5 separate regions of the Mus musculus genome follow, and all the other regions are linked to region 2. The links are chromatin loops, found by intact Hi-C in ENCODE. Cell type or tissue: left cerebral cortex. All regions are shown on one strand. Each heading gives the region's core, and the rest is flanking DNA. Links, peaks and the distances in the headings are about the cores only. Region 1 overlaps Kcnb2 (potassium voltage gated channel, Shab-related subfamily, member 2). Region 2 overlaps Kcnb2 (potassium voltage gated channel, Shab-related subfamily, member 2). Region 3 holds the start of Kcnb2 (potassium voltage gated channel, Shab-related subfamily, member 2). Region 4 overlaps Kcnb2 (potassium voltage gated channel, Shab-related subfamily, member 2). Region 5 overlaps Kcnb2 (potassium voltage gated channel, Shab-related subfamily, member 2).

Evidence for each region. A loop is a pair of places that touch in the nucleus more often than their neighbours do. Peaks named below come from ENCODE experiments on the same cell type or tissue, not always from the same donor. Only the 100,000 strongest peaks of a DNase experiment are listed, where the experiment ranks them.
Region 1: it touches region 2 in a loop (2.2-fold over the local background); 2 of 42 quality-filtered maps call a loop at or near these places.
Region 3: it touches region 2 in a loop (2.7-fold over the local background); 4 of 42 quality-filtered maps call a loop at or near these places.
Region 4: a loop joins it to region 2, with 3 times the contacts of the local background. A loop is called at or near these places in 2 of 42 quality-filtered maps.
Region 5: it touches region 2 in a loop (2.8-fold over the local background); 5 of 42 quality-filtered maps call a loop at or near these places.

What each region holds. Positions count from the first base shown.
Region 1 is chr1:15,568,137-15,574,284 of GRCm38, reverse strand. The region is part of intron 2 of Kcnb2 (potassium voltage gated channel, Shab-related subfamily, member 2); the gene reads right to left. It overlaps Gm51617 (a long non-coding RNA gene), which reads left to right. Exons shown (of 4, transcript XR_003947747.1): 4 at 3,046-3,060. Among named protein-coding and RNA genes, the nearest start is that of Gm51616, 4.1 kb to the right of the region's middle. In left cerebral cortex, for the core only: no CTCF peak of the experiment used is centred there; DNase peaks (open chromatin) are centred at 3,790 and 5,481.
Region 2 is chr1:15,477,569-15,483,716 of GRCm38, reverse strand. All of the region lies in intron 2 of Kcnb2 (potassium voltage gated channel, Shab-related subfamily, member 2), which reads right to left. Among named protein-coding and RNA genes, the nearest start is that of Gm51616, 87 kb to the left of the region's middle. In left cerebral cortex, for the core only: no CTCF peak of the experiment used is centred there; DNase peaks (open chromatin) are centred at 805, 1,743, 2,085 and 2,396; H3K27ac peaks cover 536 bases.
Region 3 is chr1:15,283,964-15,290,111 of GRCm38, reverse strand. It overlaps Kcnb2 (potassium voltage gated channel, Shab-related subfamily, member 2), which reads right to left and starts at 3,187. Exons shown (of 3, transcript NM_001098528.3): 1 at 2,628-3,187. In left cerebral cortex, for the core only: a CTCF peak has its summit at 3,475; DNase peaks (open chromatin) are centred at 1,268, 2,360, 2,570, 3,360 and 1 more place; H3K4me3 peaks cover 3,337 bases; H3K27ac peaks cover 1,724 bases.
Region 4 is chr1:15,355,508-15,361,655 of GRCm38, reverse strand. All of the region lies in intron 2 of Kcnb2 (potassium voltage gated channel, Shab-related subfamily, member 2), which reads right to left. Among named protein-coding and RNA genes, the nearest start is that of Gm51415, 16 kb to the left of the region's middle. In left cerebral cortex, for the core only: no CTCF peak of the experiment used is centred there; a DNase peak (open chromatin) is centred at 3,031; H3K27ac peaks cover 277 bases.
Region 5 is chr1:15,607,163-15,613,310 of GRCm38, reverse strand. The region is part of intron 2 of Kcnb2 (potassium voltage gated channel, Shab-related subfamily, member 2); the gene reads right to left. It overlaps Gm51617 (a long non-coding RNA gene), which reads left to right. Exons shown (of 4, transcript XR_003947747.1): 1 at 1-6,148. Among named protein-coding and RNA genes, the nearest start is that of Gm51617, 7.6 kb to the left of the region's middle. In left cerebral cortex, for the core only: no CTCF peak of the experiment used is centred there; a DNase peak (open chromatin) is centred at 2,635.

The DNA of each region.
Region 1 (6,148 bases), core at 779-5,778, 90 kb before region 2:
AGAGAGGAGATTCATTTTGGTTCTTAGTTTGGCAGGTTTCAGCACATAGTCACTGAGCCCACTGTTACTGGAGTTATGGTAAAATAGCAACATTATGTCATGTAGAGGAATGAGTGGTAGAGGAAATTGTTTACCTCATAGCATCCAATAACAAAGAAGAGAAAAGGGGTGAGGTCCTACCATCCCATTCAAGGGAATTCCTCTAGAGTACCAAAGTCCTCTCATTAAATCTCCCAACAGCATTAGAGGCTGAAGACCAAGTGTTTACCATACAGGAGGTCACTTCTACAAGTATTAGAACTGTTACACAGCCAGACACTGTCCCTAATGTGCTTGACTTCATTCTGACCTCCTTCCAAGCTGATGGAATGGGCACAGTCATCATCATTTCATAAAGAAGTAGAGCAGAGCAGGTGCCCAAAGTCACAGAGAACAAGAATGCTCATATCTGGAATCCAGCAAGCCTCAGGAAAATGGAATTATTAGGCATGTTTGAAAATAGGAACTAGTAGGCAATAAACCTTAATTAAACAAGAAAATTCAGTAAAATATAATACATGTTAATGGTGCCATTTTGATGTAAAATGCATGCATGCAAGTTCATCTGACCTTACTTTGCTTAAGGAGATGGACATGGAAAAGCAAAGTTTATTTCTTTGGTCAAATGCTTGGAGCCCCACATTGTCTTTCTTCTATAAGCCACTTCTGAAATATACTGTCTACAATCCTCAGTTATATGTCCCATAGTCTGAAGTGGATTCATTAAGGCCTTAGGTAAACCATTAAGGTTTTTATCTCCATCTCCCCAGTCTTTTAAAATTGTCATTCATGGATATAATTCAAAAGAAAAAAATGGCTACATACTCTTCCTGAATTATCTCTAAAGTACTCACTTTAGCTTTCATAAAAGTAACAGCCCATTCTTATTGTACTATGTTTTGTGGGTTTATATATTACTGAAAGGATGAAGATCCATCACAGCAACTGTAGCCAGTTGTAACACAACTGGTACAGATAGGTTGGAAAGCAAATGCAATAGAAACTCAGAGTACAACACTGCCTTTGAGAGGAAGAGAAGTCCTGAGTGGACCTTGTGCTCTGTAAACGAATGGAGAGAACCATGGTAAACCTGACTCCTTGATGAAGTAGAGTATAGATTTGGAACAACTGTACCATGTGGTCAAGCCTTCCAGTACCTCCTACAAAATACAATCAAAATTGCTTAAACGCCACAGTCTAGATTTCAGTTTTAGTCTTTTCATGTAATGATTTCTTGTCCTTGGGCAAAGTACTTACTAGTTCCTGGTCTATTCCAGCTGTCAATAGGAAGCTACACTCATTCTAAGTAGGATCAGAGGCAAAAATGATGAGCTGATGAGTCCTCATCAAAGGGATGGGATAACTTCCTGTTAGAAGTTGATTGGTGTGGAAAGCACCAGCATGGAGCAATGGCATATGAGCTCTAGCCATAGATTTGCCATCAATCTGACTTATGAATTCCTATAAAGCATAATACTTCTGTCTTAGATAAGTTACTCTGTATATACAGTGAGAGGTGAATGGGAAGTGAGATGCCTATTTCTTCTTCTTCTTCTTTTTTTTTTTTTTCTTTTTTCAAGATAGGGTTTCTCTGTATAGCCCTGGCTGTCCTGGAACTCACTTTGTTGCCTTTTTTTTTAAAAAAGACTTTCATTATTATTATTCCCTTTCATTTTATTACAGTGTCTTCAAAACTTTTTATTTAGCACAGACATGATCAGTTTAGGATATTTAGAATTAAGCAAATCTAAGCTCTCAGGAAATGCCCTCAAGTACTCATGGCCCTAAAGAGGCGGAACCAATTGTCTGATCATGCAAAACAGCCTGTGCAATGAATCAAAGAGGAGGGCTGAGAGAGATAGTAACACTTTGGTGTTAATTCACAGCCTGGGAGCTCATCTGCCACAGAGTGTATTAAGTTGTATGCAAAGAGAGGAATATTCTGGAAATTCTGCAGTTCCAGAAGAGTCCCATGTTGATGTCAGTCTTGCTTTACAAGGAGCAATAGGGTGGTTGTTTAAACACTGACACATAGATGTAGTGAAATACAGTTCAAGGTGTGTTGTGAAGATTCTGAAATTCAAGACCTCTTCCCTACAGTATCTCAATCCCATTAGATAACTTTTCTTTTATAATAGCTTAATATCTTACTTTTATTTAATTGTTTCATACAATATATTTTGATGATATTCCTTCCTTTCTCCCAATTCCTTCAGATCTTCCTACCCAGCCAAGTTCATGTTCATTCTTTTTCTCTCTCTCAAAAAACAAAACAAAACACCCAACAAAATAAAAACAAACCCAAATAAGCAATAAAAAAAAATCAAGATAAAACCACACACACAAAAAAAACCAAAAGAAACCAGAAGTATACATAGGAAAAAAAGATAGTATCTTTAACAAATGGTGTTGGACACACTGAATGGTTTCATCTAAATGGCTCATACCTATCACCTGACATAAAGCCCAACTCCAAATGGGTAAAGGATCTCAGCACAAGACCAGGTACCCAGAATCTGGGTGAATAGAAAGTAAGGAATAGGCTTGATTTCATTGGCAGAGGGAAGGATCTTCTGGACAGGATACTGATATCATAGGCATTAAATTAATGGGACCACACCGAGCTAAATCCTTTGGTTATAGTAAAGAATGCCAGCATCCAAGTGAAGTGACAGGCTATAGAATGGGGAAGAGCCTCACCAATTGCATGTGATTGGATCACTTTTGAGAGACTGCTTATTACATATTTCTCACTCTAAAGCTGTAGCTGTAAGACATGGGTCCTAAGGGTTAGAGGATTTCCTGAACAGAATGTCATATTCCATGTCTTATAAGAGAGGAGTATGTGCATTTAAAACAATGTAGCTTTGTTTAATTCTACTGTATTATTTTCATGCCTAGGAGTGAACATAAACATCTAGCACAATTTATGATTTTTATAAGCAAGCAGTGAATATACTATGTGGAGATTTATGCTGATTCTTGCTTTTTATTTTTCATTTTCAGTTTTCATCCCATTTCATATTTAATTATGAACAACTTTATTTTTGCAACAAACTAGTGACCTTTCTGTGTCTCCAAGTCACATTTCAATATGGAAAACCTCCAGAATTTAAAAATGGAATTGCCCTTTTCAGTATGCTGGTTATGGGGAAATGTCTCAGGAAATCTTAACCCTGTGACGTGCCTCATTCTGCTTCTCCAGCACTGGCAAGTGCACACTGGGCATACAACAATGAATGGGTGAGCAGATTACCTCCTCCCTACCATGTGCCAAAGGCTGTTAAACCAAAGAAAACCAGATTTCTGGAAACTAAGTTACCAGGCCAAGCAGACAATATACCAGAGGTTTGGGAAATACATTAACATAAAAAACAGTTCTTATTCATTGCAAGCATCTCTAATCACATAAAACAGAATGCCAGAAAAATAACTAATTAAATGGTACCATCTTCCAGTGGGGCCAAAAAAGAAGAAAATTGTCTTTATTAACAATCCAGAGTATTTTTCATGTTGATTTTTTTTATATTTTATATGAATCACTCACTAAATTAACTTTATTTTCTTTCCAGAGAATGAAGAAAAAAAACAGCAAGGCAGAATTATTCTCTTGGTGGCTTTCATCACTCCTAAAGATGGACTCGAGAATTCTAGGAAAAGAAAAAAATAAATGACTAACAGAGATCTAGAGAGTTCTAATTATTCAGGAGCTCATTTCCCAGCATGTGGGCTGTTGGTAATTCCTTTTTGCCTCCCTTTCTCCCACACAATTTTGTTAGGAAGAGAAATGTGCAGAAGCTGTGCCCATATCAACATAGTTCCTTAGTAGTTAGAAGCTATCATCAAATGTTCCATGTAATTAATTTCTAAAATAAGGTTCATGGGTTTTTTTTATGGATTTACGTTAGCTTTAGCAACCACTCAGACCATTTTTAAAGGCTTAGCCATAAGCCACACTTCATGGATGATGTGTTTAACTAGAAGTCAGAGACTCTTGCACATAATGGCTAGTGTATGGGGATGATGGAGTCAGAAATGACAGTAGGGTACATCCAGGGAAAGGAGGGTCTATTTCTGTACTTGTGTGACTGGGAGTAAACATGTCTTGTAAAACACTTAGATCCTAACTTTTCACTGGTCTCAACTCCTCTGGGCATGGAGAATGTAACAAAGCGACCATTTCCTGCTCCTTCCTTGAGTTTATGTTTAGTGAAGAAGAGCAGGCAAACAAGTTACTTTGGGTGATGACAGATTCTGTAAAAATAATCAAGAGGGGTTTGACGGGATAGTGTCAGGAGATGTGTGGAGGAAGGACAGCTTTAGAAGGAGTCTCAGCCTCAGAAACTGAACTATATATACCCTGAGCCACTCCAAGACTCACTTGGAGAAAGAGAATTCCATGCAATAGGTCAGGGGACCACGGCAGGGACCACGGCAGGGACCACGGCAGGGACCACGGCTGGGACCACGGCAGGGACCACGGCAGGTAGATGGTCTGAATAACCCTGGATCCCTAAGGGTCCCAGGAGGGCAGTAGTTCACTTGGAAAAGAGTGAAAATAAGTGAGATTTCAAAAGGGTCGGGAAATCACCAGGTGAGCCACCCGAGGTCAGTCCTCGAGCCCAGGAAAAGCACTGGTGATTATTCTGAGGATATAACTTGGTTTATGTCCTGAAAAGCTCACAGCAGTTCTTGGATGGGGTAAATAATAGAGTAAAGGCAGAAAAGCAGAAGCTCGGACCTTTGTCAGTGGCCTAAGAATAAAGCTGTCTTTAATATGTCATTGAACAGTGGACCCAAAGGGATCCTTTAAGATACTTGCCCAGGTGGTGAGAGGGCTCAGCAGGTCAAGTGCTTGATACACAAGCTGGGTGACATGAATTCAATCCCAGGAACCCACACAAAGAAGGAAGGAGAGAAATGTGCTCTGACCTCCATACACTTACCGTGGAATGCACACACCTTCCCCACTACATCATACATATTAATAATGATGCTGATGACACTGATGAAAAATATAATAAAAATCTTTGCAAAAACCATGCTTGTGAAATGTAAAGAACTATCATAGGGTAGGGACTGTAGGAGACCACATCACATCTCTCTGATTCAATCATCGGGTTGCTACTATAATTAGCTTTAAATCCACAGCCATTTTTATGAATAGGAAAAGTAATCTCTCTTCCAACAATGGCATAACATAGAAACTATTTGTTTATAAGTAGAACAGTGCATGCCAATAAAAAGTTAAAAGAGCAAACACAAGAACCAGTATCATAATTGTCTATTCTTCTTCTGAAGCCTTACATACGGGTGTATACTGTCTGTACTGTGTATTTCTACATCAGTGTATGGTACTACTGATGGATAGAAGTGTCATCACAAAGGCACTGTGCCATGATGACAGCATGGCAGCCACATTGCCAGATGACAAGAATTTTCAGCTCCCTGAGAGTCATCACATCTTTAAGAAAATGGTTTCTCTGCAATTCATAGTGACATGCCACTGAGAGTGGACACCTGGGGAGAGCCACCAGAAAGTCCTTGACATTTCACACAACACGCCACTTGGAAATGGTGGAACTTTCGAAATGTGACTTAAACACAATAGTAGTCATTACAGATGCTCAGACTCAAGACAAATGAGAGTTATAATAATCTGAGAATTATGAAATTGGCAATTGATTCAGACATGCAGTTAGGCTTCAGATCGGTCCCAATTCTGTGTAGTTCTTTCCTGCTAAGTACTTTAAATTTTACAGATCTCCTTCTCCTAGAGAATTTTAACATTTTTCAACAGCCAAATGATATTTGCAGCCATTTTCCTGAAGAAATAGAAGAGGAATAATGCAAAGTGATGTGGGAAGGGACATAGTAGCCATGTAATTTGAGATGAAATTATTTCAGCCCCAGGATTTTCAGATATGTTGGTCTTCACTTGTCAAACTGGCCCCAGATCTTCAATTTCCCCTGAACAGGGCGACCATCAGAAGTCATGAAGCAAAGTGGCAGTGTCTAGGCTGAGTGAGTCTGTGTTGGGGCCAGTGATTCCACTCTCAGCTTCCATCATCATTAAGTGATGCTCAGATATAGTGGCTTTGCATTAGAA
Region 2 (6,148 bases), core at 432-5,431:
ACCCTGCCTCCCTCCCCCACCTCCATCTCCTTAACCGATCTCCATGGTGAATTCAGCTCAGAGAGCAGGTGCCTCAGTCCTCCGCACCAAACGCTCCATCAGCTCCATGAGAAACTGCATCTAGATACAGCTATCCCAGAAGGCTCTCCCTCCTCTCCCCTGCCTCCTACCCCCTCCTCCTTCTCCCCTTCCTCACTGTCTAAAGACTACCTTGCTGGCTCAGGATGGCTTTGCAGTGCTGACATGCAGAGCACATGCATCTCTAAGGTGCCAGGCACTGTGCAGAACACTTCACACTTTACATCACTCAGCCCTAGACAGTCTGATGTCATAGCCATGCTTCTTATTTTACCCACAAGAAAAGGAGGGCTCAGACAAATAACTTATTCAAAAGCACACGTTTAATTAGTGGTAGAACAGACTCTGACCCTTTGTGATCACACAAGCTGTGTGTTCAGCTATTATGTGCTGCTGCTTCCTGCTTGGACAAAGCATGGAATGTTCAATACACATACAGCCAGGGCTTCCTTGCAGGAATACCTGTTATCTACAGCCCTGCCTTGCTTCTCAGCTCAAAATCAAAATCCACGATTTTACCTCACTTCTCTTTAGAAAAGGAGATGGTAAGTAAAAAATAAAATACACAGGGATACAGTGTAGTTACAACTTCAGGGATGTGGAAAGAGAACACAGCACATCCATGCTGAATGATGTTGAAGTCCTTATACAATGTCTCTTCAAGCTAGTTAGCAATATCTTATTTGCAGGGCCTTGCTGCCTCTGTGCCTCCTTCTCTCATGCTCTAGCGTCCCCTCCCTACCCTCTTTTCCTTACACATTCTCAACCCAGGCATCATCCATTCCATTATTTCATAAGCACCTTCAGGATGCCAGATGCAGTGCCAAGTAGTGGAAGAGGCAGAACACATGACTGCTCCTACAGTGTTTACATTTAGCTGGGGAGACAGTCACACACATGTGGGACAGGGTGAGACACCTACAGCTGGAACATCATGAGACTTACACAAGTATAAGGTGCTTTAAAAAATCTCCAACATAACTACTTAACCAGTTCATAGATAGGAGTCATGTTCCTGCAGACAACTACCGTTCTCAAGGCCACTGAACAAGCAGCCTTACTTACATACCCCACACCTTATAAATATGCGCTCGTTAAGACCCTTTACATGGAGGTCATTGTGTGGGATGCTTGGAATGAGGAACTTTTTTTGATTTTAGATTTTCTGGATATATCTTATACATATAAAATGGTGGTAATGGGTCTCAAGTTGAAACACTAAGTTCACTTATTTTACGTGTATAATTTATACATATAACATGAAGGCAACTTTATATAATATTTTCAAATTTATCTTTGGCAATATATGCATGAATACAATATTCTGCAGTATTTCAAATGTTATATAGCTAACACATTTTGTGTCTATTGAATAATCAGGAAGCATATGACAAACTTCAAAACAGTAAACGATGTCTAATCTTGAAATATTTCAGAACTAGGGCTGGGGCGCCTGAATTGTACTTATGATTTGAACTAACCAGTTCTTGCAATATAAACTGTCTTGAAAATAGCAGGCACTTGGCAAGCATCTCACTTTGTTAGGCCTCCTGGCTTGCAATGTATAAATGTCCAGAATAAAGAGTGACCAGTAGTGTCAAATGTTTCCTAGCTTGTGGGTCACGCCCAGCAGTGGGGTCATGTGAGTATGAAGACCTGACAGTTTATTTCATAGACTAGGAGATAAGGCTGATTTAGCATAGGTCCTCCAGCACAGCCTAGAAAAGGAGCTTCCAGATTCATGAGCAGTGTGGCTCACAAGTTCTAGCTATGGAGTAGCTCCTTCCAACTGAAGATACATGTAATAAGCAGGTATACAAGCAAATAAAGGATGCTACCAGAGCAAAGAGCTCAAGCATGAAAGAAAACATCTTCAGCATGAAATGAACAAAACACCCTATACCAGAGAGAACCCACTTGGCTCCAGTAACTTCCAAATGAGACATCCTCTTGGCATCTTAAAGGGGAGGAAGAATCATCAGAGAACTCACATCTAACTGTGGGAAAACTTCTTCCATTCTGTGAAGATGAATTAGCTAAACTCATATGTGAGACCAGCTGCCACATGGGAGTTGGGCAGATATAGTCTATAGGCAACTGTTCTCATAAAAGCCAAAGTGGCCTGAAACAGAAAAAAGAAATTGTTATGAAAGTATCCAGCCAACCAGGTATGACACTAAAAAATCAGAATTTCTAAAATCAGTGATCACCTTAAACACAGAGCACTTGCTATTAGAAGTTCTCTGGCATGCCTTGACTTTCTAATATATTTCTCTCTCAACTTAGCTCATTGCTCATAGTTTTCCTGAGCAGAGCTACCTCATCACATTACATTTCCTGGCTAAGAAAGTGTGATGTATTCACACTCAGGCTGGCTCTTACTAGTGAGGAGACACTGCGCTACATTCCAGTATTTATCCATGAAGAAGTAACCTTGCTTAAGTAGCTTCTAAATTGGTTCCTTTTGTATTAAGCTTCTTTCTTCTTGTTTGTGAAACATTTTTAAAAGCATAGCAAGCAACACTTGGATAATGGGAAAATAAATCTCTTGGCATGTTTTCCCTTGTTTAACATACAATGATGATTGATGTTCAAAATTAGTATTGTTAAATAACAACATAAATAATAGAAAGCCTACATACACATAGAAGCTGAACAACACTCTACTCAATGATACCTTGGTCAAGGAAGAAATAAAGAAAAAAAATTAAAGACTTTTTAGAGTTTAATGAAAATGAAGCCACAACATACCCAAACTTATGGGACGCAATGAAAGCATTTCTAAGAAGAAAACTCATAGATCTGAGTGCCTCCAAAAAGAAACTGGAGAGAGCATATACGAGCAGCTTGACACCACACCTAAAAGCTCCAGAAAAAAAAGGAAGCAAATTCACCTAAGATGAGAAGACTGTATGAAATTGTCAAACTCAGAGCTGAAATCAACCAAGTTGAAACAAAAAGAACTATACAAAGAATCAACCAAACCAGGATCTGGTTCTTTGAGAAAATCAACAAGATAGACAAACCCTTAGCCAGACTCACTAGAGGGCACAGGGACAGCATCCTAAGTAACAAAATCAGAAATGAAAAGGGAGACAGAACAACAGAATCTGAGGAAATCCAAAACATCCTACTACAAAAGGCCTCAACAAAATTGGAAAACCTGGAAGAAATGGACAATTTTCTAGACAGATAGCAGGTCCCAAAGTTAAATCAGGATCAGATTAGCAATCTAAACAGTCCCATACCCCCTAGAGAAATTGAAACAGTCATTAATAGTCACCCAAACAAAAAGAGCCCAGGACCTGATGGGTTTAGTGTAGAATTCTATCAGACCTTCCAAGAGGACCTAATTCCAATACTCCTCAAAATATTCCACAAAATAGAAACAGAAGGTACTCTACCCAATTTGTTCTCTGAAGCCAAAATTACTCTGATACCCAAACCACAAAAAGACTCAACAAATAAAAAGTACTTCAGACCAATTTCCCTTATGAATATTGATGCAAAAATACTCAATAAACGTCTTGTAAACTGAATCCAAGAACACATCAAAATGGTCATCTATCATGATCAAGTAGGCTTCATCCCAGGGATTCAGGGACAGTTCAATGTATGGAAATCAATCAATGTGATCCACTATATAAACAAACTCAAAGACAAAAACCAGATGATCATCTCATTAGATGCTGAGAAATCATTAGACAAAATCCAACACCCATTCATGATAACAGTTCTAGAAAGATCAGAAATTCAAGGCCCATTCCTGAACATATAAAAAGAGCAATATACAGCAAAATAGTAGCCAACCTCAAACTAAATGGAGAGAAACGTGAAACAATCCCACTAAAATCAGGGACTAGATAAGGCTGCCTACTCTATCCCTACCTATTCAATATAGGACTTGAAGTCCTAGCCAGAGCAATTAGACAACAAAAGGTGATCAAAGGAATAGAAATTGGAAAGGAAGAAGTAAAAATGTCACTATTTGCAGATGATATGATAATATATATAAGTGACTCCAAAAAATCCAACAGAGAATTCCTAAACCTGATAAACAACTTCAGTGAAGTAGCTATATATGAACTTAACTCAAAGAAATCAGTGGCCTTTCTCTACACAAAGGATAAATAGGCTGAGAAAGAAATTAGGGACACAACCACCTTCAAAATAATCACAAATAATATAAAATATCTTGGTGTGACTCTAACTAATAAAATGAAAGATCTGTATGTAAGAACTTCAAGTCTCTGAAGAAAGAAATCAAAGATCTCAGAAGGTGGAAAGATCTCCCATGCTCATGGATTGGCAGGATCAATATAGTAAAAATGGCTGTCCTACCAAAAGCAATCTACAGATTCAATGCAATCCCCATCAAAATTCCAATTCAATTCTTCACAGAGTTAGAAAGGGCAATTTGCAAATTCATCTAGAATAACAACAAACCTAGGATAGCAAAAACTATTCTCAACATTAAAAACCTCTGGTGGAATCACCATCCCTGACTGCAAGCTGTACTACAGAGCAATTGTGATCAAAACTGCATGGTACTGATATAGTGACAGACAGATCAGTGGAATAGAATTGAAGGCCCAGAAATGAACCAACACACCTACGGTCACTTAGTCTTTGACAAAGGTGATAGAACCATCCAGTGGAAAAAAAGTCAGTATTTTCAACAAATAGTGCTGGCACAACTAGCAGTTAGCATATAGAAGAATGCAAATTGATCCATTCTTATCTCCTTGTACAATGCTCAAGTCTAACTGGATCAAGGAACTCCACATAAAACCAAGACTGAAACTTATAAAGGAGAAAGAGGGGAAGAGATACGGACACAGGGGAAAAAATTCCTGAACAGAACAGCAATGGCTTGTGCTGTAAGATCAAGAATCAGCAAATGGGCCCTCATAAAATTTCAAAGGACACCGTCAAAGACAAAACAGCAACCAACAGATTGGAAAAGATCTTTATCAATCCTAAATCTGATGGGTACTAATATCCAATATATATAAAGAACTCAATAAGTTGGACTCCATAAAACCAAACAACCCGATTGAAAAATGGGGTATAGAGCTAAACAAAGAATTCTCAACCGAGGAATACTAAATGGCTGAGAAGCACCTAAAAAATGTTCAACATCCTTAATCATCAGGGAAATGCAAATCAAAACAACCCTGAGATTCCACCTCACACCAGTCAGAATGACTAACATAAAAAACTTAGGTGACAGCAAATGCTGGCAAGGATGTGGAGAAAGAGGAACACTCCTCCATTGTTGATGGGATTGCAAGCTGGTAAGGTTCCTCAGAAAATTGGACATAATTCTACTGGAAGATCCAGCAATACCTTGACCATATACTCAGAAGATGCTCAAATTTGTAATAAGAATGCATGCTTCACTATGTTCATAGCAGCCTTATTCATAATAGCAAGAAGCTGGAAAGAACCCAGATGTCCCTCAACAGAGGAATGGATACAGAAAATATGGTTCATTTACACAATGGAGAACTACTCAGCTATTAAAACCAATGAACTCACAAAATTCTTAGACAAATGAGGATATCATCTGGAGGATATCATCCTAAGTGAGGAAACCCAATCACAAAACAACGCACATGATATGCACTCACTGTTAAGTGGATATTAGCCCAGAATCTCAGAGTACCCAAAATACAATTTGCAAAACACATGAAACTCAAGAAGCAGGAAGACCAAAGTATGGACAGTTTGATCCTTCTTAGAAGAGGGAACAAAATACCCTTGAAAGGAGTTATAGAGACAAAGCTTGGAGCAAAGACTGAAGGAATGACCAGCCAGAATCTGCCCCACCTGGCGATCCATCCCATAAACAACAGCCAAACCCAGACACTATGGCAGATGCCAAGAAGAGCTTGCTGACAGGAGCCTGATATAGATGTCTCCTGAGAGGCTCTGCCTGTGCCTGGAAAATATAGAAGTGGATGCTCACAGTCATCCATTAGATTGAGCACAGCATCCCTGATGAAGGAGGTAGAGACAGTAGTACCCAAGGAGCTGACTGGGTTTGCAGCCCCCCTAGGAGGAACAA
Region 3 (6,148 bases), core at 714-5,713, 190 kb after region 2:
ATCACCTGGGAGTAATATGAGTATAAAGTCTTACCTTAAAAAATACTCATAATTTCAAAACTGTCACATATAAGCCATCCCTACTTTGCATGCCTCTTAAGGCCCTGTGAAACCAGCAAGCATTTTGCTCTTGTGTAACTGTGACTTGGTGACTGTGTGACTGTAAGAAACTGTTAAGAGTAATCTGAAATAAACAAAGTATCCCAACCTTCACTGTCTACCTTAGAATACACATGAAGTAATTTCCCATTAATTTAAATTTTATCTTAGTAACTAGTCAATAAAAGACCATAGTTTCAAGAGCTAATCAAACAAAAGACATGAGCTGGGGTGGAATGAAGTATGTTTTGTGGGTTTCCTAGATTGCCAGTAATATGATATGTGATCTACTTTCATAAGATGTATACAGGTGCAGTGATTTCTGTATAAAATCAGTAAAAATCAAAAGACATGCATTTTTTTTCAAGAAGCAAACTACTTTTCAGTGTTCCATAGACTTAGACATTTTTAAACATTCAGATAGTCTACCAAAAATCTGATCAGATATGCCTTTACATTGCCAAAAATGTGATTGAACCCACGTCCTGCATTTTTCTAGCAATCTCATTCTTGAACATCTTAGAAGAGCAGGCTTTGCTCCCATCCCCCTACACACCGCAGGCATCAGCAAGGAAGCTTTGAGAGCCAAGTCAAAAGCACTGGTGAGGTGATAGTTTCCTCCTGTCTGTCTGACCAGTCAGCAGACAAACAAACATACTTGGAGAACTTAAGTGTAGGATAAGGTGAAGTAGATCTGAAGACAGTGAGACACAGATTGATTCTCTTCAGGAAAGGGGGCTAAACACAAGAGGATGGAGACAAAGTATGCAGTCAAAAGTGCCAAGTGGCAGGCAGCAGAGCCCTTCTCTGGAGTCCATGGGTAGGGGTGTGTGGAAGAGGGACAGTGGAGGACACTAAGACAGGGAGGGGAAGGTTGAAGGAGAAAGAACACAAAGAGAACTGCCAAGTGGCTCACCCCTTTCTCCAAAAGTCTGAGTAGTGCTCAAGAAAGGAGAAGAGTATATTGGAGGGAACCTTGTTTGTCATGAGCAACGGCCCTGAACCCAGAGGTACTCCATGAAGAAGCGGCCCACAGGGGTGGCTTTGTGGGTGCATATAAACACTTGGAGGTGACTTCCCCATTCAGTGGAGAAGTGAGTTATTTCTATACTGGATGATCGGTATTCTCAGGGAGTCTTCATGGCTACATAAGTAAGCCCCACACTGGAAAAAAAAAATAGCACTGGAAGCAGCCAAACTGAAACATGTACACTTCCATGCACAGTGTAAGGGCCAAACTACCGAACGTTCTGATTAGATTAAGCACAAGAACTCTCTAGTGCAGATTTCTAAATGTTTTACTCACATATTAAAGGATAAGTGTGAGACAAGTTTTTTTATTTATTGATGTACCCTGCGCAAGTACCCAATGGGTGAAATAGATAAGACTTTATGATATGAACAATTTTAACATATTACTCTCTTTTCGAATTCTTTCCCAGGAGTCACTGACAGGAAAGACTTCAGACATTTGACCAAAATTGATTATTTGCTAATTCTACGAAATGTGCTATCACTAGTGAGTAATCCAAAGGTATCTATCCTACACAATGCTAGACATTTGAAAATAATAACAGTAAAATGTTTACTTTTTTTAAAGTTGGGATTGAAAAAAGAGTCAGATTGTCAGCAAACCCCCAACCAATCAATAAGAAAAAATTAGAAACGTGAAATGTCATTTAAAATATTGACATTAGTGTGTGACTTGATTGGATGGAGTGTTGAACCTACATGCAATCACCCCGATGCCTACCTGTGCATATATTGTGCAAAATATCCTAGTATTAGTCTTATCTATGTTATTCTTTACTGTCAAAACACTTGTGGGGTCATAAACGTCGCATAAATGGCATGTTTATGCACATTGCACATTGGTTCTTTTTATGAATGGATGAAAACAAATGCTCCTTATCTGAGGTAATAGATGGCAAGGTACTATCATGAAAAGGTTCATTAAGTCTTGGCAACAAAAGATGAGGCAGATGGTGGTGTCTTTCAGTGCCACTCAGGGCAACTGTATCCCCAGGTCTCCTTGACATATTGTATTGGAAAAAGCCTTGGAGTGCTTTCCTTAAAGACCTGTTCTAGCTCCTTCCGAGGAACCAAGACTGCTCACCACTGAGGAATAAAATGCATGTATGTCTCTGTATTCTGGGGACTGTGCATACACAACAGATATCATACTCCCTAAGTCTAGTCCGACAAGTGTGTGCATGCAAGTGTGGCATTTACCATCAAGCGATCAGGAAGAGAAGGCAACCGGGGTTCCTTTCTTACATACAACAGTTTCATCTTTTTGATCAAGTTAGGCTTTTAAGGGGCTTATACTTGTGTGTCTCCCCCACCAGGAAGAAGCATTTCGTTAATAATCTGTCAGGGCTAACAACCCAGCCAGCTTTGTTTGTAAGTCCACTGGGCGCCATATGGCAGTTTCCAGTTCCTTTAGCAACTCAAGTCTCACTAGACTGCCACAGTGAAGCATCTCTAAAGAAGAGCTCTTGGGGAGCTGCAATGCCCAGGTCACTTACCTAGCTCCCACGGACCCAGCTCTGCTCAGCCAGCAGCTCTGGCTCCTGTGCCACAGGGGGCTGTGGGATTCCCTGCTCCCTCAGAGGACTCCTCTCTTGCAAAGGTCCCTTTTGCCAATGATGTGTCGTTGGAAATCCCCCTCCCCTCCACAGAGAGGAGGGTCTGCCCGGCTGGCTGGAGCTCCAGGCAGCTTTCCTTCCTTCTTTACATATCTCACTCCGGTTCGCAGTCTCTAGTAAAAGGGCTCACAGAAGCCGCATTGGTAAGAAGCGAAGGCATCCTTTAAAAAGAACAATAATCTTCCTCGATCGTCACCCGCCTTTCCCCGCGTGGAGCCCCCATCCCCCTGTCGCCGCCGCCGCCGCCCAGACCAGAGAGGGCTGGAGTGAAGGGGGAAAAAAAATCAAGAGGTTCTCTGCGCGCCGCACCAGCCCTGGACTTGGCGCTGGATCCCGCTGCCGGAGGAGCGGCTGTGGCCAGCGGGGGCGGCGGGTGCTCAGGGGCACTCGGTGGAGCTCGGTGGGTGTGTGTCTGTGCAGCAGCGACGCTGGCTCCGCGCGAAAAACCAGGCGGGGCGCTCCGGGCGCGGGTCCCCCGCCCCGTAGCTCTCCGGCCAGGCGCGCACACACGCCCGCGGCCACCCAGCCTCGCGCTCCGCCTTCCGCGCTCCGCGCACCCGCGGGCAGAGCGGCCGCCAGCGCCTCTCTCTGTTTCTCCTCCTCCAGCGACTCCCAGGCAATCGCAGCTCCCGGGGGTGGGTGGCGGGGATGCACCGCTGGCCCGGCACCTCCTGGGAAACGCCAGGCTCGGCCTCCCGGCGCCTGAGCTCGGCAGGAGACAGCGCCCCCGGTGCCCAGGGTGCGGCCCGGGCGCGGACGGTCGGGCGCCGCCCACACCTCGCCCGATCCTCCCTAGGCTCCTGCGGCCGCCTGGGTCCGGGCTCCACACCCACCTGTCTCTCTTGGTGGCTTGCACACGGACACACTAGGCAAGGGGTCCACAGCCCGGCGGCCACCCCACACACGCGGCCGGGGAAGCCCTGGTAAGCCCGTCGAGATGCTCCCGCAGCTTCATGGATTTCCTGGCCTTTCTCTTCCATCTGCTGTGCTCTCCTGCTGCCAGACCCCTAAGCGACCAGAACCAGTGCTCCTTGTTCCACCATGGGGAACTGGGACAAGGACATATGGCTCCTGAGGATGGGCCACGGAGTATTTTCCCACAAAAGAAGTTTCTCGGATAAAAAGGAGCCCAGGTGGAATCTGACTTCACTTCTGTATCCTCCAGCTCTATTCAGGACCATATCCAGGAGTCACTGGCCTTTCTGTGTCTGAGGCTAAAGCTGGGTAGGACTCTTTAGACACTCTGATTCTTGTTTCCCACAGGGGTGCTATGACCCCCCCAGAGTCCACCAGAGACCTGGGAGGTGAGAGATTCCCAGGACTCAAAGATGAAATGCCCCCCAGTAGAGAGAAGGAACTTATAGAGTCCACCTCCAGCAGGAAGACAGGACTTCAAATGAGGGGGGTGCCATCCCACAGTCATATCTCTGACCCATAATTGTTCCTGTCTGAAAGAATTACAGGAATGGAAATGGAGAAGAGCCTGAGGAAAATAAGGTCCAGTGACAGGCCCAAAGTGGGATCCAGCTCAAGGGGAGGTCCCAAGGCCTGACACTATTACTGAGGCTATGGAGTGCTCACACAAAGGGATCTATCTATCATGACTGCCCTCCGAAAGACCAAACAAGCAGCTGAAAGAATCAGGTGCAGATATTTGCACCCAACCAATGTACAGAAGCAGCTGACCCCTGTTGTTGAATTAGGGAAGAGTGAAAGAAGCTGAGGAGAAAGGTGATCCTGTAGGAGAACCAGCAGTCTCAATCTGGACCCCTAAGATCTCTCAACCACTGGACCACCAAACAGACAGCATACACCCGCTGATGTAAGGCCCCCAACACACATAGACTAGAGGACTGCCAGGTCTGTGTTCATTCAGAGATGAGGCACCTAACCCTCAAGAGATTGAAGGCCCCAGGGAGTTTAGAGGTCGGGTGTGGTGAGGTGTGGGGGCATCCAAGTGGAGACTGGGTGAGGTGGGGAGGAGGTGTGGGATGTGGAGCAGTTGGAGGGTGCATGGGGGTGGGGAATGGAATATGGCGTGTAAAAATAAGTTGAAAACAAAATTAAATTAAAAATAAACCTGGTTTGCTTGATTTAGTGGTCTGTTTACTGTCTGGAATTTTATGCCAAATTCCCCCTTAAAAAGAGGGCCATAAGCTGGATACCCCAGGCCCCTTCCCTACTTTGGAGTGTAATAAAAACAATAAACTTGAACAAAATTCCTGGGATCTTCAGGTTCCTGACTCAGGTACACCTTGATGGGTGGAAAATTAAGCAGTCAAAACAGTTGAGTGTCTTTCAGGAAAACACATAACTTAAAACACTCCTTCGAACAGAATTCAGGGCATGAAAATATATTCAAAGTTGGGACCCTCAACATGACTTATGGCCAAGGCTGTCTACCTATTGTGTTCAAACATATCTCATGTAGTCCTATGAGCAGGGCATGGCTGGCGTGGCCTTCCCAGTTTCACTATGTTGAACTCGTGACTCTCTTGTGCTGAGTGATCTTTTTGTGCTGTCAGACATTGCTGGATGTTATGGGAACTGGTTCTTCTAAGTCCATCATTCTCCATTAAGAAACTTGCCTTGGCTTCTCTTTCCTCTCCCTGGGACTTCTGAAGTGTGAGCACCAAGAACAGAATGCCTGGATTCTAAAACCTTTATCATTATCCTGGCCGGGACCCAAGCGCCAACTCTAAGGTCCAGGAGCTGGCAGGAAGTGCATTCCCTTGCCCCCAGCCTTTCCATAGAGTTTACACTTTTCTTCAGACAATGTGTCTCCAGAACAACCTTGAAGCCATCACTGAGCCTGCACAGCTGTGTCACTGAGTCTTTCTCTCTCTCTCTCTCTCTCTCTCTCTCTCTCTCTCTCTCTCTCTTTCTTGTTTCTTTTTTGTTTCCCCTAGATTATTCCTTACTACATCTCAGGTCCAAATTACCAAAGCCTTCTCAGGCCCATTTCTTACTCTTAACTCTTCAGTGACACCCCGTGCCCGCACCCCCTCACCCCCACATACCCTGCTCTTAGACATCCAGAGCATATTGCCCCAGCTTTTTTTTTTTTCATTTTTTATTAGGTATTTAGCTCATTTACATTTCCAATGCTATACCAAAAGTCCCCCATATCCACCCACCCCCACTCCCCTACCCACCCACTCCCCCTTTTTGGCCCTGGCGTTCCCCTGTACTGGGGCATATAAAGTTTGCGTGTCCAATGTTGCCCCAGCTTTTAAAAGAGACAAACAGGGCCTTCTGGGTTTTATGACATGTGTATCATCCTAAAGTGTGAGTTCCCCCAGGAATGATTTTAAAATCCCTCCATTGTTTTCGTGCCTTCAGTGCAACCCAATGCCCGCTATGTATTCAAAGAACTCGTATTTCACAGCTTTTTTTTTTTG
Region 4 (6,148 bases), core at 675-5,674, 120 kb after region 2:
ATATGCCACTGGGTACAGCTGCTATGTATAAATTGATAATAAAGAAGAAAGCTAGCTCAGGAATTACAGGAAAGAGAAGAATTCTAGAAGGCATTTAATCGACGTGCGTGTAAGAGCTATGGGATTCCCTTCAGCCCCCGCCCTTTTTTTTGTGGGATTTCAGTGATAGAACAGAAGGTAGGGGGCAAAATGCAGAGCCCTGAGGACTGTTCTTAAGTCTCAGTCTATATGTGTCAGCACACTCCTCCTCAGAGTTTCACCTCTATGTCTCAGGTCCGGCCTTAGGAGGCAGGAAGAATGGTAACCTACCTTGCATTCTTGAGTTACACATTCCAGGGGAAGTAGAAGATGAGATAGATAAGGAGGAAATTATAAACATGCTATGAAAGTGTAAGCAGACAAAGTACAGTGGGGAGGGCTCCTTTATACTGCAAACTGTAGGGTATGGAGAATGAAGAGTTGGGGGGTAAACACAGACCAAGACTTCCAGAAGTTCGCACTGAGATATACAGGAAAATGCCTGACTTCTATGGCTACAAAAACCCTGTAGAGACTGGAGCAAGTATCATGAGGGTCTGTGAAGAGCCACGAAATATCTGAATCACTACTTAACTGAAATATTCACAATAGGCAAATACATGGGGAAAGCTAAGTAGAGATTGTAGAGTTATTCTTTAATGGCTATAAAGCTTCTGACAGATATTAGGAACAAGTTTGTAAATAGCAGTGATAATACTTAGCATTGTGAATGTGGCTATGGCCATGAAATTGCATGTTCAAATATAGTTAAAATGGAAATGTCATGTGATATATATTTTACTATTATCAAAATTATTCATATAATACAACAGAATCTAATTAGTCGTGTTATATGTGAATTATATAACAATAAAATGATTTAAAAGTTAAAAGTCTATTGTCTTTGGCTAGCTTAGAGAGACATTTCTCCTTGCGATTATGTAGGTTTAACTTTTATGATTTAAGGATAGTTAATAATTGGGAGAATAACAGCTGGCATTTCCAAAGTAATGATTCTTTTCTGTGTGGCTTAAACGTATGTTGTTTTCTTTTGTTCCTCAATTTTATAAACACATTAAAACAGGTCATGATCCTGTAGCAATGAACTTACGTCCTTACTGAGCACAGATCTGTTTAGATGACTGACTTTTTTCATTCATTCTAGTCACTTAAAAAATGTCTTGGGGGGCGGTGTGTAGAAACCTAATGTATGACTTTGAATGCCATCCTTTTTAATCAACTTCCTACTTTATTTCATGTGAACTTTCCAAAATGTATCATCTACAGCATATGCATTTTCAATTTATTATTTCTACGTAATTGTCCCAATGGACTGGCCCCTTAGAGGATAGCATGACATTTGGTCAAGGACCAGACTCTAGGCACTGTATTACCACCTGTATGCTTGTTAAAAGGTAGGCTTTGTGATGGACCAAATGAACTAGAAATTCTTGAGCTGAGGCCCCAGTCTCAGAATTTATAATAGAACTCTTAGTAATTCTGACACAATTGAGAAGCCCATATTGAGATATTCAGGTGACATTTATATTTCCTCTTTAGCCTAGTATACCCCTAGATGTGTGATTCCAAAGCCCCAAAGGCTTTAAACAGGACCAGAGACCACCAAGTACTATTTACGAAGTAGTCCATTGTGGAAAGCAGAATAAGTAGGTTTTTTGGGGGGGTCAGTTTTGGGGGGTAAGAAAGCTGACAGTTGCAGTGGAAGGTACATTCTTCTGCATGTGATTGGTAAAAGGCAGAGTTGGGCAGGATTCCAGATCTTTGTTTACAATGCACCATCAGTGTTTCATACAAGCAGAGCTCAGTCAGCTAAGGGTCACTCATGATAGTCAGCTCTGCTATTGCCCTGACTACCGTTTACTCCACCTTGTCATGGTGCTCTGTGGTTACACCACATGACTCTTGATATCTTTGGTCCATGGAACTGTGTCAGCCTTTAGTAATTAAAGTCACACACACCGTTGTATGGTCATCAATAAATAATGGTGACCCTCTGACCTCCTCTAAACTTTCTTGATCTGAAGCAGGCACAGGAAATAATTGAAGGAAATGAGAAATGTTTCCAGAAAAGAGGGAGCCTGAAGAAGGGAGACAGCTGCTGAGGAGCTATTTACATGATGGCAGACCTGAAGTAGAGGTTGTCTACAGAAGGGAGACCTACACTGAGTATGTGTTCAGACTACAGGAGTTCTGAGGTAGACTAGGATGTCTGAAGGAGGGAGGCCACAATGAGGACCTGCTCACATCAGGGCAGATCTGAAGTAGAAGCAGCCTGCAGGAAAGAGGTGGAACTGAGAACCTGGTCATACTATGGTATGCAGCATCCTGAGGCAATTTTTAATTCGGAAAATCAGAGAAAAGCAGGTATCTATAAGTACCCTTTGTCTGGCAGGCAGAAGGACAAACTCCTCAAGCACTGTGGTACCCAGAGATGTCATCCAGAAACTGCCAGCTGCCCAACCAGTGCCAGGCTGTCTATTTTACTGTAGCATCTCAATTAGTTTCCATAACAGTACAACCATGTGTGTGTGCGTGTGTCCAAATTTTCATAGGACCACTACCGCAGACTTTTGATTTAATCCCGAGTCCTATCTGATCTTGTACTCACCATATCACTCTGACCCTTCAGAACAACAATTCTTCAATGGTAGGTCTAACAGAAAGAAATAGATATGCACCTTTAATTTCTTAATTGTGTACATAATATAAATAAATTTAAATATCACTGGTATTTCCTTATTATTTTGTATTTAAGCTGTATCTAATAACACTACTTTAACCCAATAGACAGCCCCAAGGAGAATCAACTACAATACTAGCAGAGAAGAGACCTACTTCATACAGTTTGCGTATTACACTCTTAGCAAGAGGAAAATTGCTTTGCCTCAGTGTGTGATGAGCTGTATTTTCCCATCCATCCCAGCAGGAAGACAGGCAACATTTCTACAAAGAGAATCCACCGCCACCTGACTAAAATTAGATCAGTCCACATTTATGCTTTGAGTCGGTGTCATTATCTCAGCTGCTGTGTGGGAGTTTACACTTTTAATCTCTGCACTTTGAGAACGGATCAGACTTGATCTTAGTAACTACAATAGCTCAGGAAATTCACCCTTCCACGTTACTTCATTCTGGTGATAAAATTTCAAGGGGACCCGTCCAAATTCCCAGTAGAGGAAAGGAATGTCTGCTAACTAAATGTTCAGCCTGCCAGCTGATGGTCACTCTGAGGTCTGCTGCTGAATCACTGGGGCACTCTCAATGGAACACAAGCCAGATGTGAAGACTGTTTCCAGATGTTCTTCATTGGCTAAGTCAGGCCAAGGTGAGTTCACAGTGTACTTCAAAGCACAGTTTAGGCTTCTCGATGAATATCACCAGCTGGGCACTTTCCTTAGGAAGTCAGATCTCAAAACATTGATTCAATGTAAGCAGGGCTTCATTTTTATGCATTTTTTCTAAGTCAAATGTTAGAGAAGCATAGGACTAATTAGAAACATGTTTTAGCTATGTAATGCAAATGTTTATTGTCTCTTGGCTACCTATGTGAAAATTAGATACAATTTTATTTTACAAGGTCTATAAATGTATTCTGGACATACTAACAAGGCCAAACCTATTGAAACCACCACAGAGGGTGATCAAGGAAGACACTTAATGTTACCTTCTAAGTTTTACATGCATGAAATAAGAACTTCTAGAACTTCTACAGGTATCCCCTCTCTGTATCACTTGGTGTGATCGAATTCAGCTAGGAGATAGTCGTGTCCTTGACATCTAGGATTTCATTTTATCGCTCTAAAGTCAGGTTTTCCCTTTTGTTGAGTATGGAAAAGCTGCTCTTCATTCACTAATTCTTACTGCTCCTTTTCTTTTTTATCCCTGTGACTTTTATTTGTGAGCTTATCTGTACTCCTGTGTAAATGCAACAATGCTACCTTTTTGGAGAGGTTATTTCAACAAAAGACCGTATCTTTTAATGACATATCATACTTCATCTTCCCCAGAAGTGCTAAGACACTGAGACATGGCATAAGTCTATTGAGAAAGTCATCCTAGCTTACTCTCCTCACGCTGCACTTCATATGCAGAGTTGTCACTAGGAAGGTAAAACTTGAACTCCTTAGTAGTTTTCAGGACTAAATCACTCTCAACTCAGGAAAACACAATTACGTTATTCAGTCCCACCCAGACACCCATTCTACCTCCACAAAGCCCAAGGCAACAGTTTGTGTTTCTCTTATTGTAGACTTTGTCTTTGGTGTCTGGGATGCTATCACTGCACCTCTGCTGCTGCTGCAGGGGTCTACCTCCCACAGCACCTTCTGCACATTTTTGCATAAGAGATGGAAAACTTATGGGACAATGAAGGCAAAGCAGAAATGTTACTGGTTTTATTAATTATATTTATTCCCTTGGGCTTCCTTTTGGAATCATCTTTTGCGTGTGTATTTGTGGTATACATGTATGTATGCATGTATATGGGCACATGTGTGTGCCAGTGTACATGCACATGTATGTTTTATATGCATGAATGTAGAACTTAGAAGATGACATCAGGACTCTTCCTTGATCACCGTCTCTGGTGGTTTGAATAGGTTTGGCCGAGATAGATTCAGGTATTTGAATGCTTGGCCCATGGAAGTGAACTATCAGGAGGTGTGGCCTTGGAGGAAGTGTGTCACTGTGGAGGCAGGCTTTGAAGTCACACACACACACACACACACACACACACACACACACACACACACACACTCAAACTCTGCCCATTGTGAAACACATACAATCTCCTCTTAACTGTCTTCTGATCACGATGTAGAACTCTCCTTTAGTACTGTATGTGCCTGCATGCTACCATGCTTCCTGCTTCTAAGTCTGTAGCCAGCCTCAATGAAATGTTTGCCTTTAAAAGAGTTGCCTTGGTCATGGTGTCTCTTCACAGCAATAAAATTCAAATCATGACTTTTACTATTTTGATGACTGAGGCCGGGTTGGGTTTTTAGCTAGCCTGCCACTGGGAATCCCAAATCTCTGCTTCCTAAATGTAGAAATTACAGTTGTGCTAACATACCATATAGAATTTACATGTGTGCTGGGGACCTGAAGTCTGGACCATCTCTCTCCCTATGTTTTTGAAGATCATTTTTATGTTTATGTTTATCAAAACTTGGATAAAATTAATTTTTAAAATTTTATTTTTGGATTATTTTTATTATATGTATCTGTTTATCTGTAGGTAGATGTATGAATGTGCATGCAAGTTGCTGCATAGGCTAAGAATATCAACCCACCAGGAGCTGGAGTATCAGGAGTTTGTGAGTAGTCAGACTTGAGTGGTGGGAACCACAGTTGGATCCTCTGAAAGAGCAACACAGACTTTAACTGAATGCTCTTCACTTCTGGGTTATCTCTCCTACCTTACTGTTATAATGCCCTTTACATCAGTCATCGGCAGGTAAAATGTCACCTTCCAGAAGCCTAGCATTGCAAATAAATTTTTATTTATTAGTGAGATTATCTGTCTGCCTCCTTCTTTTATGTATCTAATTGCCCAAATCCTATTTTTCATGCTGTAAATTATTTGTCTGCTGATTTTAATCAAGCTAAAGGTTGATATGTCTTCTTTTGCTCAGAAGAGAAGATTGGTTCTATTTTTATTTTAATGACCTTGCTTCCTTAAACATGTTTTCAAATGAGGCTAATAATAGACCCTTTCTTTTAGTATTGCTTGCAAAGACCAACTAGGTAATACTAGTTAACATATGTTAAATTATGCAGAATGGAGTTTTTCTTACAAGAAGCATTAATCACTGGTTGACTGGTTGATGGTATGGTTAGTATTAATTTTACTGCTTACGTATCACGTTATTTACTATCTCACCCTATTCTCAGGCATAGTTTATCTTAGAAATCTGAGGAAGAGACAAGTTGTAAACTGAGGTTTTAAACAACAGAACTTTGTGAGCACAAAAATATTTGTGAGATAAATCATTATAAATTAAATTGTATAAAACCTAGATTCTATGTTAAGCCATCTTCTCAATTTAGCTTAGACTCCATTTTGCTTGCATATCAGTTGAAGGAAAAAAAAAACCTGATAAGATCTGAG
Region 5 (6,148 bases), core at 321-5,320, 130 kb before region 2:
TGGGACATTATTTCAGGACATAGTACAAATGGTCGATACGTACAGGAAGAGATGCTTGGCCTCATTCAGTGGGAAATGCAAATAAAATACTATATAATTTTACTTTATTCCCATTAAAATGGGTAATAACCAGAAAATACAAAATACATAGTGTGATGGGTGTAAAGAATTTGAAATCTTGTGCATAGTTAGAGGGAACATAAAATGGTACAGCTAGCATGGAAAACAGAGAATTCTCCAAGTCCCTAAACAAAAGTCAGTATAAAACCCAGCCATTCTACTTCCAGTTCTCTTTCTCAAAGATCAAAAGCAGTATCGTGAATGGTAAAAAACATCCTTCACAACAGTAGAGAAGTTGAAACAACATGGTGTCTCTAGAAGGATCAATGGCAGCACAAACTGTGGCAATATGGATAATGAAATATTATTTAAAGGAGAGGAAATCTGGGTCGTGTTTCTAAGATAAGACACTAACTAAGATAGTTATAGGGCAGCTATTGATTGATACGAGGTCCTGGGAATACTAAACACCACAGGCTAAAAGCAGTATGAGCAGTATGGGGATTTAGTGTGCTCAGAGTTCAGAGCTTCAGTCTTGGAAAATGAAAATGACCTGGGGATGAAAGTGGGTGATGATCATGAAATGATGTGAATACACTTCATATCACAAGACTTAGCTCTTAACAATGTGCCCAGAAAATGGCACACATGATGCTATATGTAGTTTACTACAGCAAAATATAAAAGAACTCAGAGTGTAGAAGGGAGAAAGGGCTGTAAGGGGGCTCTTTAGAGGAAGCTTGGCAGGGAGGAGTCTTACCCACTCTCTTTCCAGGTGGGGCTGTCACCTCACCTACTGCCAGTCTGAAGCTAGTTCCAGATGTGAGCCTCCCAGTAAGACTTATCTTTGAAAATGGGATCTATGCATCGATATATCTAGACTAAGAAAGACTGGATACTTCAGATTTATGGTCATGACTGCTGTTTTGGAATGAGTCTGAATGTGCAGTTTTGAGGGAAGAAAGAATGTGAGGGCACCTGTAGGCCAGGCAGAAAGGAGTCATCATTAGATTTTTAAAGATATCACAAAAGAGGCATATTTCAGGGGCAGGAGAACCAAACAAGAATAGTATGGAGCATACTTAGAGATGGGGGAGTTGGGAGCAGGGAGCCAGCAGTGACCACTGGGCTACTGCAGGAGAGCCAGGGCAGTGCAGGGGAAGAACCTAGCAGTGGCACAGGACAGGAGAGTCATCTTTTACACATGTGCCCGACTAGAGCACAGGAGCCAGATACTGGCAAAGGGGGACAAACAGAAGGTGCCCAAAGCAAGGCAAACCGTGAGAGCCAGAGAGCCGGCCTTCTAATGGGTGCCAACTCTTGTACAATGATGGTGATTGCTCATTTAATGTTTCTGTTCCCTTGTTGCTGGGCAATGGTGGCACATGTCTATAATTCTAGCCCATGGGAGACTTAGGCAGAAGGATATCTGTGCATCCAAGGGCAGCCTAGGCTACTTAGTGTGTTTCAAGTAAGCCTGAATGAGACTCTGCTTTAAACAAAGTAAGACACAAATGTAAAACAACAACAACAACAGCAACAACAACAACAACAACAACAACAACAACAAAACATGAACCAACAAATAAAGTTTGTCTTTGTCATAGAGCAACTGTCTCTGAGTGGAGAGAAAAATGCTTGTGTCTGTGGAGTGGAAGACTATAGCTGAGGTTTCTATAGTGCCAAGGAATGGAGGAGATAGAAATAAGTGATTGTGAAAAAAATTAAAGATTATTATTATTATTATTATTATCATCATTATCATTATTATTATGTGTCTGTGTATGTATCTATGTGGAGTAAGTGTATGATAGTGCCTGTCTTCAGAAGCCAGGATATTGGACACCCTGGAGCTGGAGTTATAGGTGGTTGTGTGTTATTCTGTATGGGTGCTGAGAACTGAACTCTGCTCTTTCGCAGTCACTGAGCCATCTCTCCAGCTCCCAAGAGTACATTTTTATCACACAACCAGTCATGCTTGTTGGGCATACCACCTTCAAGCTCAGGGTTTCCAGGTCCTTGAAGAGCCAATATAGGCTTCCCTGGAACTCCTTTCAGGTGAAAGCAAAGTCCATGGCCTCTAGGGTGGTGCTGGCTTTTCATCCGTTTCAGTGGTAGCACTTGTAATGATCCCATGATTTCTTCAGTTGTAAAATGGAGTTAATAATGTTACCTGCCACCTAGGTGGCTTTTGCATTACATGAGAGAATGAAACTCATGTATAGAACCTGGGCTTCTATATATGGGCTTTGATTTATTGTTATTATGGGTAGAAAATTTACAGAAAATTTGCCTTTTGAGGATTCGTTTTTCCCACAAAGAATGCTGTGTCTTCTCTATGAGATCTTGGAAACTGGCATTTGACAAGGAGCATGTAGCAGCAGAGTGTCATAGGTATCAAAGTCTCAACTCAATTTAGCTCAGATAAAGATTAATGAAAAGTCTGCCCTGAGCAGTGCCCTTGGCAGAGTCCATTTGGGAGCCAGTATCTGTGCAAAGACTCCAAAAGCACACAGAAACTCCCTTCCAGTCGAGATTTGCTGCATAAAGCCTTTACCATGGCAACAGGGAAACACTTGCAGAGCCCTGCAGCTGACACTGGGAAAAACATCACCTATTCTCAAGGTACCGAAAATTGCACAGCGTGACTCAGAGTGGCTTCCTCAGTCTGGTTATTGGCTGGGCTATATAAGTGCTGAGCAAATACAGGGCATTAAAGGTGGGTAGGATCTGGGAGGAGTGGGTAATCATGATCAGAATAGATTGTATGAGAAAAATTATTTTCAAATGTGTGTGTGCTTCTACGCTACAAACGACCTTAAGAAGGAGGGGATGTGAAAGTAAAAAGAGCTACATGTGTCTGATTCTCAGAAAGATAATGAGGTCAGGGTTAGAGTAAAGGCTACGATGACAACTCTCGTGAAGTGATAGTCTTTGCATGGTCAAGAAAATAAAGTGGGGGCACTTGATTTAGATGACAGGAAAGAGATGGGTCTCAGACAGAGCTCAGCAAAGATGACCCCAGACACACAGACAAGCCAGATGTTAGAGAAGTAGGAGGGTACCCTGTCCTCTGTCTGTGTGTGTGTCTGTGTGTGTGTGCGTGCGCGCACACATGGGTGCTCATGATCCATGGTATTTGTGTCAAGGTTGGAGGACAGCTTTCAGGACTCACTTCTCTCCTCCAGCAAGTGAGTCTCAGGATTTGAACTCAGGTTGGCAGTCTTGGAAGCAAGTGCTTTATTTAACCTGCTGAGACATCTTGCTGGCCCCATTCATGTGTTTTAAAGGATGGGTGAAAATGTGATTTGTAATTACTTACAGAGATCATGAAGCCTGCTGTTGGAGACTAGCCCAGGTAGGAGGTTAAGAGCGAGCAGAAAGAGATTGAGATATGGGAGTGGAGTGCTGAATCATGATGGTGGACCAGGGGTGCAAAGCAGAGAGAAGAAGGTGAGGGGAGCTGACCACTTACTTTTGTGAGGTCAAGAGAGCTCACTCCATACTTAGGTCAACAGTCCACAGCACATGAGCCGTGGACAGCACTGACTCAGACTTCCTCCCCGCTCTTGTTTCTGTGCCTCATCTTTGCAGTTAGATTGCTACACAGCTCAGCACAGAAATGCCAAGTATATGTCATGTTTGAGGCCTTGGCTCTTCTGTCACAGAAGGGAGGAAACATATTTCAGACACACAGCTAACTGCAGGGCCTCCTCAAGTGCCAGAGCTGCAAAGGTGTGTGTCTTGTGGAAGGACTAGCTGGTCTTTTCACACATTCCAAGAGATATTTTAATCCTCCACTTTAAATCGCTAATTCCAGAGGAGAGACTCTCAAATGACTTGCTATCACCAGAGGGTTTTGTGATGGAAAGTCCCTGAGAAGAACTACACTTTCCACCTTACCTCCCTCGAAGTAGATTCATTTGATTAGAAATTCAGTAACATGGAGATGTTGAAAAGTTCAAGTCCAGAGCCAGTTTCCCTTGGGATATCATGAGCCCTCTTAATAGTCATTCATTTCCTTCCCCTGTTCCATCTATGTAACTACCATCTATCATCTACCTATTTATATCTTTTCTTTAACCTGACTCCCCTCCCTTCTCTTTTATCTTTGTTGCAAGTAAACAAACTAAACAGCAACAAAATCATCCTTTCTGTAACTGTCTACAGTAAGTAAATTAACCAGCATTACTTTTTTAAATTACTATCAACTTTTTAAAAAGTTTGCACAGTTAAGACTTAATATGTATAGCTCGATGAGTATATATACTGGGTTCAATGTATATGTGTGTTGCTCAGTGAGTATGTATGGATGTGCATATGTGTACATGTGTGTGCCTCAATAAGTGTGCATGGATGTGTATGTATGTGTGTACTGGGCTCAATGAGTGTATACTTGTATGTATATATGCATATATGTGGTCAATGAGTGTGCCTGTATGTGTAATGTCCATGTGTATGAATGGACTGAATGAGTATGTAAATACACATGTATGTGTGTATGCATGAGGTTCAATGAGTGTACATGTATATACATATGCATATATGTATATGGCTCAGTGAGTGTATATGTGTACTTGTTCACTGAACAGTTAATATAGTGATGTGTAGGACTGTATTTAAAATGAATATGGTAGAAAATAACTTTTAGTTGAAATTCTTTTAAAAATGCTAATGATCCTTTCACATCTTGTCGTGTTCCCAGCTCTGGTTACCACACTGCACAGTAGAAATAGGGTCAGGGCAGCCAAGGGCCAGGCCAAGGCCTCTGGATCAAAGGACTGTAGCAGGGTCATGGCTTAGGTTATCACATCCAATCTGATGTTTCTCCCCTTTCCACTCCTGTATAAAGCTTATTTACTTAAGTGTCTGAACACTGGCAGAATAATGCCAGGCTAATAACTAGAAATATTAATAAATACTATGCTTTTAATAATTTTAAAACACAGATGAAAAGACTTAGCAGCTAAACTCAGAGATTCTTCTACCATCTGTTCTGGCACACAGGTCATGGATTAACATGTGACCATGTGAGGAAAGCCAACAGTGTTTCAGATAACCCATAACAGTCTGGAGGCTTTTATTTTGTCAGTTAGATAATGATTTGGGGGAGAGAATTTCTCATTTAAATGTTAAATAAGAAAAAATTTCTCAATTCATGAGAAGCACCATAATAAAACCTTAGTAGATTTTAGTAAAGAGATAGGAAAAAAAATCTTTTTGACTTGTATAAAAAGGCTGAATAAGAACAGAAATGGACATAATAGAAGGAGAAAGAGAGCGAGAGTCTTGCAGGAAGGAGATAATATTGAAAATAAACTTCCTAAATCAATGAACTTTTTAAAAAGGGACAATTCTGCATGACTAACTTAGAATGGAAAACATGAATTTTCTTATGAAATGATGTGTATTCATAGAACAGCTGCATAGTTTTCCTATTGGCATTATCCTAGTCAACACAGACAATCAGGACTATACCCACAGAACCGAAAGGGAGAGCTCAGCTGTGGGGAATTCTGCAGTAGCTTGGTAAGAGGGTTTCTTGCAGAGTTTGTGTGCAGAATTCTTGCAGCATTCTGAGGAGTTAAGGAGCGCCGGGCCAATCTCTGGACTGGATGCTGTAGCTGAGGCAGGATGAATAGAAATTGGGACTAGCTCTGAGATATTTGCTGCTTTTAAGTGAGAGTAGTTTAGTAACTGGGTATCTACATAAATCTCTTTTTCAGGAAACAGAGGAACAAGACAAGAGAAGGTTAAAAGATGGCATGGCTGTGCCAATACATTGGCAGAATCCTTGTTCTACATTGTCTTTGTCATTGAGTTTGCCTGACTGGGATGTGCTCTCCACTGTTCTAGAGACAATGAAGCTGGGACACAGAGCAATGGTTTTGCATGACTGATAAGTAGGACCAGGATTCATCTCACACTGAGGTTTGGAGGATCTAAATTGGAGCCATGGTGGAAAGAAAGAAAGGCTGAGTGAAAAGAGTTGGTAATGAGTCAAATAGGAGGAAGGAAAGAGAAAGTGCTGGATGTAGTGTACCTTGTTCACTGTATGTGGACCAAAGAGGGCTCCTGGAGTAAGTGA